2 separate regions of the Homo sapiens genome follow, and region 2 is linked to region 1. A link is an interaction called in ENCODE POLR2A ChIA-PET data of the cell type or tissue named here. Cell type or tissue: HCT116. All regions are shown on one strand. Region 1 has its middle 38 kb from the start of NEDD4L. Region 2 overlaps NEDD4L (NEDD4 like E3 ubiquitin protein ligase).

Region 1 (5,000 bases):
GAGCCGAGATCGTGCTACTGCACTCCAGCCTGGGCGACAGAGCGAGACTCTGTCTCAAAAAAAAAAAAAAAGATATGGCTTATGCTTGACCCATGGGACCTGTGACATGAGTGTGCATGGTTTAAGCCACAGTTTATGGTGATTTGCTGTGCAGCGGTAGGGAACCAAAACACCTGGCTACCCTGATGGTGCCATGCTGGAGAGACCACACTGGAAAGGCCACATTGCGACAAAGAGACAGTTCCAGGAGTCCAAGCTGTTCCAGCCCCCAGCTGTTTCAGTCTCTGCAGCATCAGCCACTAGGCTTGTAAATGGACCTTCAGATAATTCCAGTTCCCAGCCTTCAAACCCTCTCATATGACGTTGAGCAGAGCAGAGACAAGCTATCCCCACTAAGCCATGTCTGAATTTCAGACTCATAAGCAAAATTAAATTTATTGTTTGAAGTCACTAAATTTTGAAAGTAATTTGTTATGCAGCCACAGTAACTGGAACAGGTATAGGTAAGCTCCCAGACCTGCTTCCACCTTGACCTGCCTTTCTTGGTGTATTTCCTTGACTTTCTGTAACTTTTGATGATGGCTTTTATCCTCTTGACACTGATCAGCTCTCGCTTTTTGGCTTCAGGACCCCTTGGTTATGTGTGTCAGGCTTCCCTGTGTGTCCCATACTTTGTATGCTGTTCCCACCTTGATCCAACAGAACCATGCATGGAACACAAGTAAAATTCAGGCAGCCACAGGACAGCCTTAGCTCTTTTATATACTTGCCATAATGTATTTATGCATCTCCATACCTGTTATCCCCATCAGACCATGAGCTCCTCCATGTCAGTGCCTTTGTCAGACTGGGTCTAACTCAGGATATAAATGCTCAATCTGTTGAATGAATGAATATAAGTTATCTTGCTGTGTAGAAATTAAAGATTTATATGCAAAGACCTCTTCCCTTAAAGAACTTACAGTCCAGTACTAAAATACATGGTCCATATTATAAATGCTAAGAAAGGAAAGGTTGTAGTATTGGCTTAGAAGGCTTCACAGAAGAGGAGAAACGTGAACTTGATATTAAGGAGGGATTTGCTGGATTTGGGTGAGAGGAGAGGAGATAAGATGGCATTTCAAACTAGAAGAACAGTATGACAAAATTATGTAGAGGTTGGAGGGAGGAGAAGACTGGCATTTTAAGGACCTTAATGAGATACTCCTGGCAGAAGCTTTTTTTTCCACGGAGAAGTAGTAGCAATGGTCTTTTTCTTCTACCATCTCTCCATGGCTACTGGATTCCACAAATCTTGTATATCCATTTGATATCAATTTTATAATCTAGATACGTTTTACATTGAGTATCCAGATTTTTCATTAGTTGAAACAATAAACTGTTATGTGGATTATTTATTAATTTATGTTGTCAGCTTGCCATAAATTCATATCTCATCAATCATACTGGGTGAAACTCCAGTGAAATTCCAATTCATCACCAGGTAGAATAATTTGATATATGAGGTAAGGTCTACAAATCGTAAACTCAGAACACTTAGGTTTCCTTTCTTTCTGTCTGTCTTTCTTTCTTTTTTTTTTTTTTTGAGATGGAGTCTTGCTCTGTCACCCAGGCTGGAGTGCAGTGGTGCAATCTTGGCTCACTGCAACCTCCACCTCCCGGGTTCAAGCCATTCCTCTGCCTCAGCCTCCCGAGTAGCTGGGATTACAGGTGTGTGCCACCATACCTGGTTAATTTTTTTGTATTTTTAATAGAGACAGGGTTTTACCATGTTGGCCAGGCTGGTCTCGAACTCCTGACCTCAGGCAATCCACCCGCCTTGGCCTCCCAAAGTGCTGGGATTACAAGCGTGAGCTACTGCAACCAGCCAGAACACTTAGATTTCTTAAGCATCAAGAAAATTTGTGAATAAAGTTGAATACTCTGACTAATGGCTGCCCACACCTCCTGGGATTTAAGGTTCGTGTAATCCTAGGTTTGATGATGTTAGTCATTCTGACCTCACTAGAGCTAGTTGAGGTATAGTGAGACTAGCAAGTATGTGCTTTAATTTGGAAAATCTGAGTTGCATGGTTGTTATGACAACAACTACTATGCAACTTCTGTCAGAGGCTTACCATGAAATTAAAAGGGAAGCAAGTCCATTATCATTATGGTATCCAGATATATGTAGTCCAATGACAAAGCAACACTTCTAATTGGAAAAATGATGCCTCACAGTCTTTGCAGCAGGAAATCATTCACCTTTGTGAGGAACCTGGGAAATGAGTAGAAAGACCTGAGTCAGGTTACATGAGACAGGGACATATGTACTTATGTGAGGATGGAGTCCTCATCAGTTGGGGTAGCCTGAGTTATGCTGCAGAAACAATTCCAAATCTCAACGGCTTAAAACTATTAGTACAAACAGTATTTATAGTTCAGGAAGCTTCTGTCATGGGTCATTCTTAAGGTTCTCTTCTGCTTTATCCTCACATAAGGACGAAGGCAGAGGGAAGTCCCATCTCTGTGTTTCTAAGACTTCCAAGGTGACCAAAGTATAAAAAAGGATACATGGTGTTATGCCCTGGCTTTTAAAATTTTTGTCTAGAAGTGCAGCAACTTTACATTGGCCCAAGCAAGATATATGCCTACACCAACTTTAAGAAATGCAAATTATACCATATGCCTGGAGGAAGAACTTGTAAAACTGGGAGAAGAGCATCAGTGACTAGCACACCAGCATGCTCTCCCATCCTTGGCACTACTGACATTTGGGCCAGACACTTTGTTGTGGGGAACTATCCTGGGCATTATAGGATGTTTAGCAGCATTTCTGGTATCTACCCACTAGACGCAAGTAGAATCCCCTCCCCCAAGTTGTGACAACCGAAAATTTCTCCAGACATTGCCAAAGGTTCCCTGGGTGACAAAATTGTCCCCAGTTGAGAACTATTAGCTTAGAGTAATGCACATAAGAGTCCATACATTTCTAGGCTTTGGAGTTAGACTGCTAAGGTTTGAATCTCAGCTCTTTTATTTTATTTTATTTTATTTTTTAGACACAGGGTCTCTATCATCTGGCTGGAGTGTGGTGGCATGATCATGACTCACTGCAGCTTCCAATTCCTGGGCTCAAGTGATCCTCCCACCTCAGACTCCTGAGGAGCTGAGACTACACACATGTGCGACCACACCCAGCTGATTTTTAAATTATTTTGTAGAGACAGGGTCTCTCTACGTTGCCCAGCCTGGTCTCAAGCTCCTGGCTTCAAGTAAGCCTCACACCTCACAGCCTCCTAAAGTGCTGGGATTACAGGCATGAGCCACTGCACCCAGCCAGCTCTTTCTTTTACTAATTGTGTGACCTTGAGCAGTTACTTAACCTTTCTGGGCCTGGTTTTTTAAATATGTAAAATGAGGATACTGGTTGTACTTCTCTCATAATGTTACAGAGATTGAATCAGGTAGTACAATACTTGTAAAGTGCTTAAATATTGCTTGATATATAGTAAAATATATTAAAAATAGACTTCAGACAAAAAGCACCCATTCAGAGTGGCCTACAGTCTGCAGCAATCCATGTAGTTTCAGGTTCATTTATATTTTATGTCACATTGAATATGCCATTTCAACAAGTGAATCGTCAACATTTCATATTAATTACACACGATGGGTCCTTAGGACCCTATGGCTTACCTTGGTTAAGAACGACTCCATTCACTTCGATAGGGTTTGAAATGAAAAAAACAAACAAAACAGGGTGACTAATGAGAGTGACTCAATAGACTTATATTTAACATACTTTGCTTCTGCCCTTTTCTTTCATTTGATGTTTGTGGGAAATATTTGTGGTGAGCTAGAATTAAAAGTCTATACTTTTTCATTGGAGCACTTGGTCAGAGCAGAGTGCTCATAAGATTTAGATCAAATGTGTTTGATCCCTACCAGCCCAGAACCTGGAACAGGCTACTATCCCAGGAGAGCTAATCATGGCCACATAGGATAGTGGACAAGAGTCAGGGGGACCTCAGGAGCCAGGAGACTCCAGACAGTCAGCTTAAATGTCTTGCTTTAGAACTTTCATGTGGCAGCAACCTTTTATTCAATGTCTATTCATTTGTCCCTGATTAGTGACAAGCACAGGACTGACCCATTGTAGCTGTTTAATAATAATGTTTGGGCCGGGCGCGGTGGCTCACGCCTGTAATCCCAGCACTTTGGGAGGCCGAGGCGGGCGGATCACGAGGTCAGGAGATCGAGACCATCCCGGCTAAAACGGTGAAACCCCGTCTCTACTAAAAATACAAAAAATTAGCCGGGCGTAGTGGCGGGCGCCTGTAGTCCCAGCTACTTGGGAGGCTGAGGCAGGAGAATGGCGTGAACCCGGGAGGCGGAGCTTGCAGTGAGCCGAGATCCCGCCACTGCACTCCAGCCTGGGCGACAGAGCGAGACTCCGTCTCAAAAAAAAAAAAATAATAATGTTTGTGCATTTAAAGACGCTGTGCTTTGGAATCAGCCAATTTTGCAGGGCGGAGGAAGAAAGGAAACTGGTTTGCCATCTGGCATTTACAAAATGGGAAACAAATGCATTGACTTTTTCTTCCTCTCAAAACTTCACAAAAATGGCAATAAAGAGACTGTTTTCTGAAGACATAAACCCATAAGGATGAAGAGCATTGAAGAGAAGATAACAGATAACAATAGAAGATAAAAATTTCCAAATTTTGAAAATTGGAGAAATGCTTATAAAGCGGCTTAGCAGAGCCAAAAAAACTGAATTCACTCTTGAACCTGGGAGGTGGAGGTTGCAGTGAGCCAAGATCGTGCCACTGCCCTCCAGCCTGGGCAACAGAGAAAGACTGTCTCAAAACAAAACAAAACAAAACAAAAAACTGAATTCAAAGCTGGCAGTGGAGAAAATTGAGACCTGATCTGTAACACAGAAGAAATGACCCAATAACCCCAAAATTGGTGGCATCAGGCACCTTTGAGAATATGGAATAAAAAAAGATTGCTAA
Region 2 (5,000 bases), 320 kb before region 1:
CCATCTGAAGCTTCTAGAAAGTATGTTTCTGATGGTTGAGAGCCCAAGTTAAAATGCTACCTTGATGACAGTGTCACAATTTCACAACATTTCTCAAGGGTTCATACTCTGGGACTTAGGAGACGTCTTCTATCTCCCACTCAAACCTTGTCTTGGATGAGCCACTTAAGCATTGTGCCCTTATCAGCGAAATGAGAATGATAAATCCTGCAGAATATGACTTAAGAGGACTGATTAGGCCTGATGGCTTTTAATTGTTACTGTGAAATACTACCTTTGTGATAAAGGTACTATTTTCATGAGCCTTTTGGCTGGGAAAGGAATTCTACAAGGTTAAAGCTAATAATTACAGACATCATGGAGTTTTACTTCTTTGAGTTCTTTATAAACCAAGAAAGTGTTAGTGGTATAAGGGTGAGCAAAGCTGCCTTCCAAATCAAGAAAGATTCTCACCTGCTTGGGCTAATTTTAGTACAGTCCTGCTTCTCCTAGGGAAGGAGGAACTTTGGAAAATGTCAGAGTTAGCTGGGAGCTGGAAGACCCTTGGTCACTATTTACGTAAGAGATTCTCCTTAAGCAACAAAAAACAATAAAACATTGCTCAGCTTTTCTTTCAAACAAGGCCACTACTTACAATCAAAGAGCTGAACTGTTCCCCATTGGAGTCTGGAGTGATCTGAAGCCTTCTGCTTAGTTCCTCTGACAGCTCCTGAGGGCTGGTCCGAGATCCTGGGGAGGCCGGTGGTGGGGGCAGAGCCAGACCGAGAGAGTCTCCAGCGATATTCACTTCCTCTGAAATGGTCTCCCAAGGCTTTCAGAGAAGGAGACACTGGGGTAAACACTAGAAAGAAGTAGGGATCCACCCAGCTCCCCAATGAAACCATGTAACAACAATAGCCCCGGTGATAACTATAATTAACACCTACTAAGTGCCTCTCATGAGGCACACAACCTTCACAATAATCACGAGGAAGATAACTCCCCCAATTAACAGATGAGGAAACTGAGGCACAGAAAATAACCTGCCCAAGGTAACATCTAGCAAGTGGTAGGGCCATGATGTGAATCAAAGAGGCCTGGTTCCAGACAGAGGCTGTGCTCTTAACCACTTTATAACAATGCCTCTCTGAACAGTGACTGATTTCCAGCACTTGTTACTATATGTGTGGGCAAAAAAACAAACACACACACACACTTCTCTGGAGTTTATAAACAATTGTCATGGATTTTCTTTTACTTTTAACCACTGAGGATTCACCGTGGGAGCAGCATAGAAGCTATACGCTGTAATTAAACAATGGTATAAAATAACTTAGAGTGAATGTGTTATGGAATCATTACTTTTGCTTTTCCAAGTTGAATCGCCGCATTCTAAATGATCTTCCTAACACAATGTCTAAGAAGAATGGATTTTTAGTACATAAACAGAGCTGGTAAGATAGCATGGAAGATTATGGCTAATTTGTTGTTTAATTCATAACGTTTTAAGTAACATACCATAACTATTTAAAGGGAAAATTACACATTTCTGTTCACCTAAATTTATATTTTCATGGTAATAAATCTCTTCCAAGTGTCAAAGCGACTCAATAAAAATATGCATATGATACCCAAACAAGTTACAGGGCTCATTCAACAGCTCAACTATGATAAAAACAAGCTGTCATTTAATGAGACATGGTTAGACCCCTGTGAAAAATAAATTACAAACTAAAAATATCTTAAGATTTTCATACTGAAAAATAATGTGGGCTGGACACAGTGGCTCACGCCTGTAATCTAAGCACTTTGGGAGGCCAAGGCAGGTGGATCATGAGGTCAAGAGTTCAAGACCAGCCTGGCCAACATGGTGAAACCCGTCTCTACTAGGAAAAAAAAAAAAAAAAAAAATTAGCCATTGTGATGGCATGCACCTATAACCCCAGCACTTTAGGAGGCTGAGGCAGCAGGCGGATCTCGAGGTCAGGAGATTGAGACCATCCTAGCCAACATGGTGAAACCCCATTTCTACTAAAAATACAAAAACTGGCCGGGTGTGGTGATGCGTGCCTGTAATCCCAGCTACTCAGGAGGCTGAGGCAGGAGAATTGCTCGAACCCAGGAGGCGGAGGTTGCAGTGAGCCAAGACTGCACCACTGCACTCTAGCCTGGGCGACAGAGCAAGACACTGTCTTCAAAAAAAATAAAAATAAAAATAATGTTATTCCCATTTCTATAATATAGAGCCACCTATACTTGTCAAATACGGCTTTTATAGGCACTTTCAAATTAATATTCAGATGGTAATTAATTCCCTGCGTCACTGTAATCTTTACATTCTCAACAATGTTTACTGACAGAAGAAATTATGATATAAAATCAAGCTGGAGAACATGGGAAGAAGGAGCTGCCGGGCTTTGCACCATTCTGGGGACATCGTACCTCGGGGACATCCCCGCCCTCCGAGGGCTCGGGCTCCAAGTCTTCGCTGATGTGCCTGCGGGAGCGGAAGCGCCGGTGTGCTGCCTCCTGGTTGATCTGTCTGATGTTATTGTCCGACTCCGAGGACACGTCCCTGAGCATGCAGGAAAGGGGGAAAGAGAAGAAGAGAAGTGGTTGAGATCGGGCCCTTCATGACAGTTCAATGCTCACGGAGGGCCAGATGGCCACTAAAGTGTCAGCGTCAAACACTGACAACTAGCTGGTCATCCAATGTGAGAATTCTCCCACCATATTACGGCTAAAGTATAGGTTAAGGTTCATTTCAATCAAATAAATGCAGTTTTAAAATGCATTAGTCACACCATTTTGAGCATCTTTCAGGCATACATTTCAAAATATACCTCAGTGTTTAATAAAAAACAGAAATCAAAGTCCTCTGCCCATTTGCCACAGTGACAAGTCAGACCTCTGGAAGCAGAGGTGACAGGCAAGTTCACACAGCAGCTGGGCAGTCCCAATCCTTCTAGAAGTCCAGCAATGACAAGGCAGCTACTTCTGGTCACCAGCAATTTGACCAAAGACTACAAAAGGGACAAATTCAAAGCTGTCATCTGGAGGAAAGTACACCTGATCCAACATGAATTTTTTTCAGCTGCTTTCTAGCTCATTTTAACAGAATCTCAAAATCGTGACACTGCATTTACCTCCTTTACCCTACTTTAAAAATCCTAATAACATCAGGAGATAACCTCTCAAGTCAGCCGGGGTCTGAAGAACACCAAAACATCATACCCTATTTTTTGTCATGTGATGTTCTCAATTCAGGATCTAAAAGTTTTGATTCAATTTGGAAGACTTTTTTGGGCTGGGCATGGTGGCTCATGCCTGTAATCCCAGCACTTTGGGAGGCCAAGGCGGGCGGATCACTTGAGGTCAGGAGCTCAAGACGTACCTGGCCAACATGGCAAAACCCCGCCTCTACTAAAAACACAAAAATTAGCCGAGTGTGGTGATGCGTGCCTGTAGTCCCAGCTACTCAGGAGGCTGAGGCAGGAGAATCACTTGAGCCCAGGAGGCAGAGGTTGCAGTGAGCTGAGAGATCATGTCACTGTACTCTAGCCAGGGCAGCAGAGTGAGACTCCATCTCAAAACAAAACAAAACAAAAAAAAAAAGAAAAAAGAAAACTTTTTTTTTTGCAGTAAATTATAGGCAATCATACTTTGGGGGAAATACTAGTCAGAGGCTTTTAGTGTACAAGTTTAAATGCCAAAAATTTTTTCAGGGAAAACTCTCACAGATACTTTCAATAAGATAACATATCCCATTAACAAAAATTATGTCACAAGTCAGTATCTCAAAAGTTGAAATCGTCATTTCAGACTAACTGAAATATAGTACTTATCAAGAACACTCATTATAGACTCTTTCTAAAACACAAATTTTAAAGTTTTCTCACACATTCTGAAATGAACTTATACTGTATCCCAATAAAGGGCCTGCTAGCAGAGGTTGTGGTGGAAACTCTTTTTCCTTAACTAACTTTCCTCTTGCCTTCTAGAAGTTATGCCCATTGGAAGGAGGCGCTCCTCAGGTTCTGCCAAGTTCTGCTGTGTCCTTCCTGGCTCAGCCTCTCCCTTTGGCATTGCTGCCTCCTTGATGGGGCAGTTATGCCTCTGCCTTCTCCCAAAACTACATGTGAGCCCGAACTTGGATTAAGAACTGCATTTTTCAGCCGGGCGTGGTGGGTCATACCTGTAATCCTAGCACTTTGGGAGGCTGAGGTGGGCGGATCACCTGAGGTCAGGAGTTTGAAACCAGCTTGACCAAGCCAGTGAAACCCCATCTTCACAAAAATACAAACATTAGCTGGGCATGGCGGCGGGCGCCTGTAATCCCAGCTACTCAGGAGGCCAAGGCAGGAGAATCGCTTGAACCTGGGAGGCGGAGGTTGCAGTGAGCCGAGATGGTGCCACTGTGGGTGACAGAGTGAGACTCTGTCTCAAACAACAACAGAAAAAGAACTGCATTTTTCCCTTGTTGCTCTAGACTAGTGAAGAGCCAGCAAGTTATACCTTTTGTTTTAGTTTCTGGGACACTGCCACCAAAGATGGTTTCTCTTTTAAATCACTTTATTGAGGTCTAATCAACACATTAAAAAGCTGTTCATGTTTAACGTACACCTCTTGATGAGTGTGGGGACATGTCTACACCTGTGGAGCCATCAAAAAAATAGTATATATTTTAAAATGTATGAAGTGTTTTCTCAAGAATTCCCTCGTTAGTTTCACAACTCTGTGAGGCAGAGAAAGTAGCAATTATCCCTATTTGTCCCCAAAATACAAACTCTAATCTGCATGATCCTTATTTATGAAGTTGAATATTTTTCCATATACATATTAGCTATCAGGATTTTTTCCTTTGTGAGTTGCTCCTGGCCACTTTTCTGCAGAGGTCGCATGAGGATCTACCTTTTCAGTACTCCTTTCTCATGCTGTTGAGCAAAGGTAGGTAATGGTGCTTTGCTTAGGATATTGCTACCAAGATTCTTCTAGTCACTACATGTAACCAAGCCCAAGGT

The links. Peaks named below come from ENCODE experiments on the same cell type or tissue, not always from the same donor. Only the 100,000 strongest peaks of a DNase experiment are listed, where the experiment ranks them.
Region 2: POLR2A ChIA-PET joins it to region 1 with 5 read pairs; 2 of 35 experiments call an interaction of 5 or more read pairs at or near these places.

The regions. Positions count from the first base shown.
Region 1 is chr18:58,003,358-58,008,357 of GRCh38, reverse strand. No RefSeq gene overlaps it. Among named protein-coding and RNA genes, the nearest start is that of NEDD4L, 38 kb to the left of the region's middle. In HCT116, no CTCF peak of the experiment used is centred here; DNase peaks (open chromatin) are centred at 2,017, 3,187 and 3,747; H3K4me3 peaks cover 917 bases; H3K27ac peaks cover 963 bases.
Region 2 is chr18:58,326,549-58,331,548 of GRCh38, reverse strand. It overlaps NEDD4L (NEDD4 like E3 ubiquitin protein ligase), which reads right to left. Exons shown (of 31, transcript NM_001144967.3): 10 at 2,422-2,554; 11 at 635-811. Among named protein-coding and RNA genes, the nearest start is that of MIR122HG, 120 kb to the left of the region's middle. In HCT116, no CTCF peak of the experiment used is centred here; no DNase peak of the experiment used is centred here.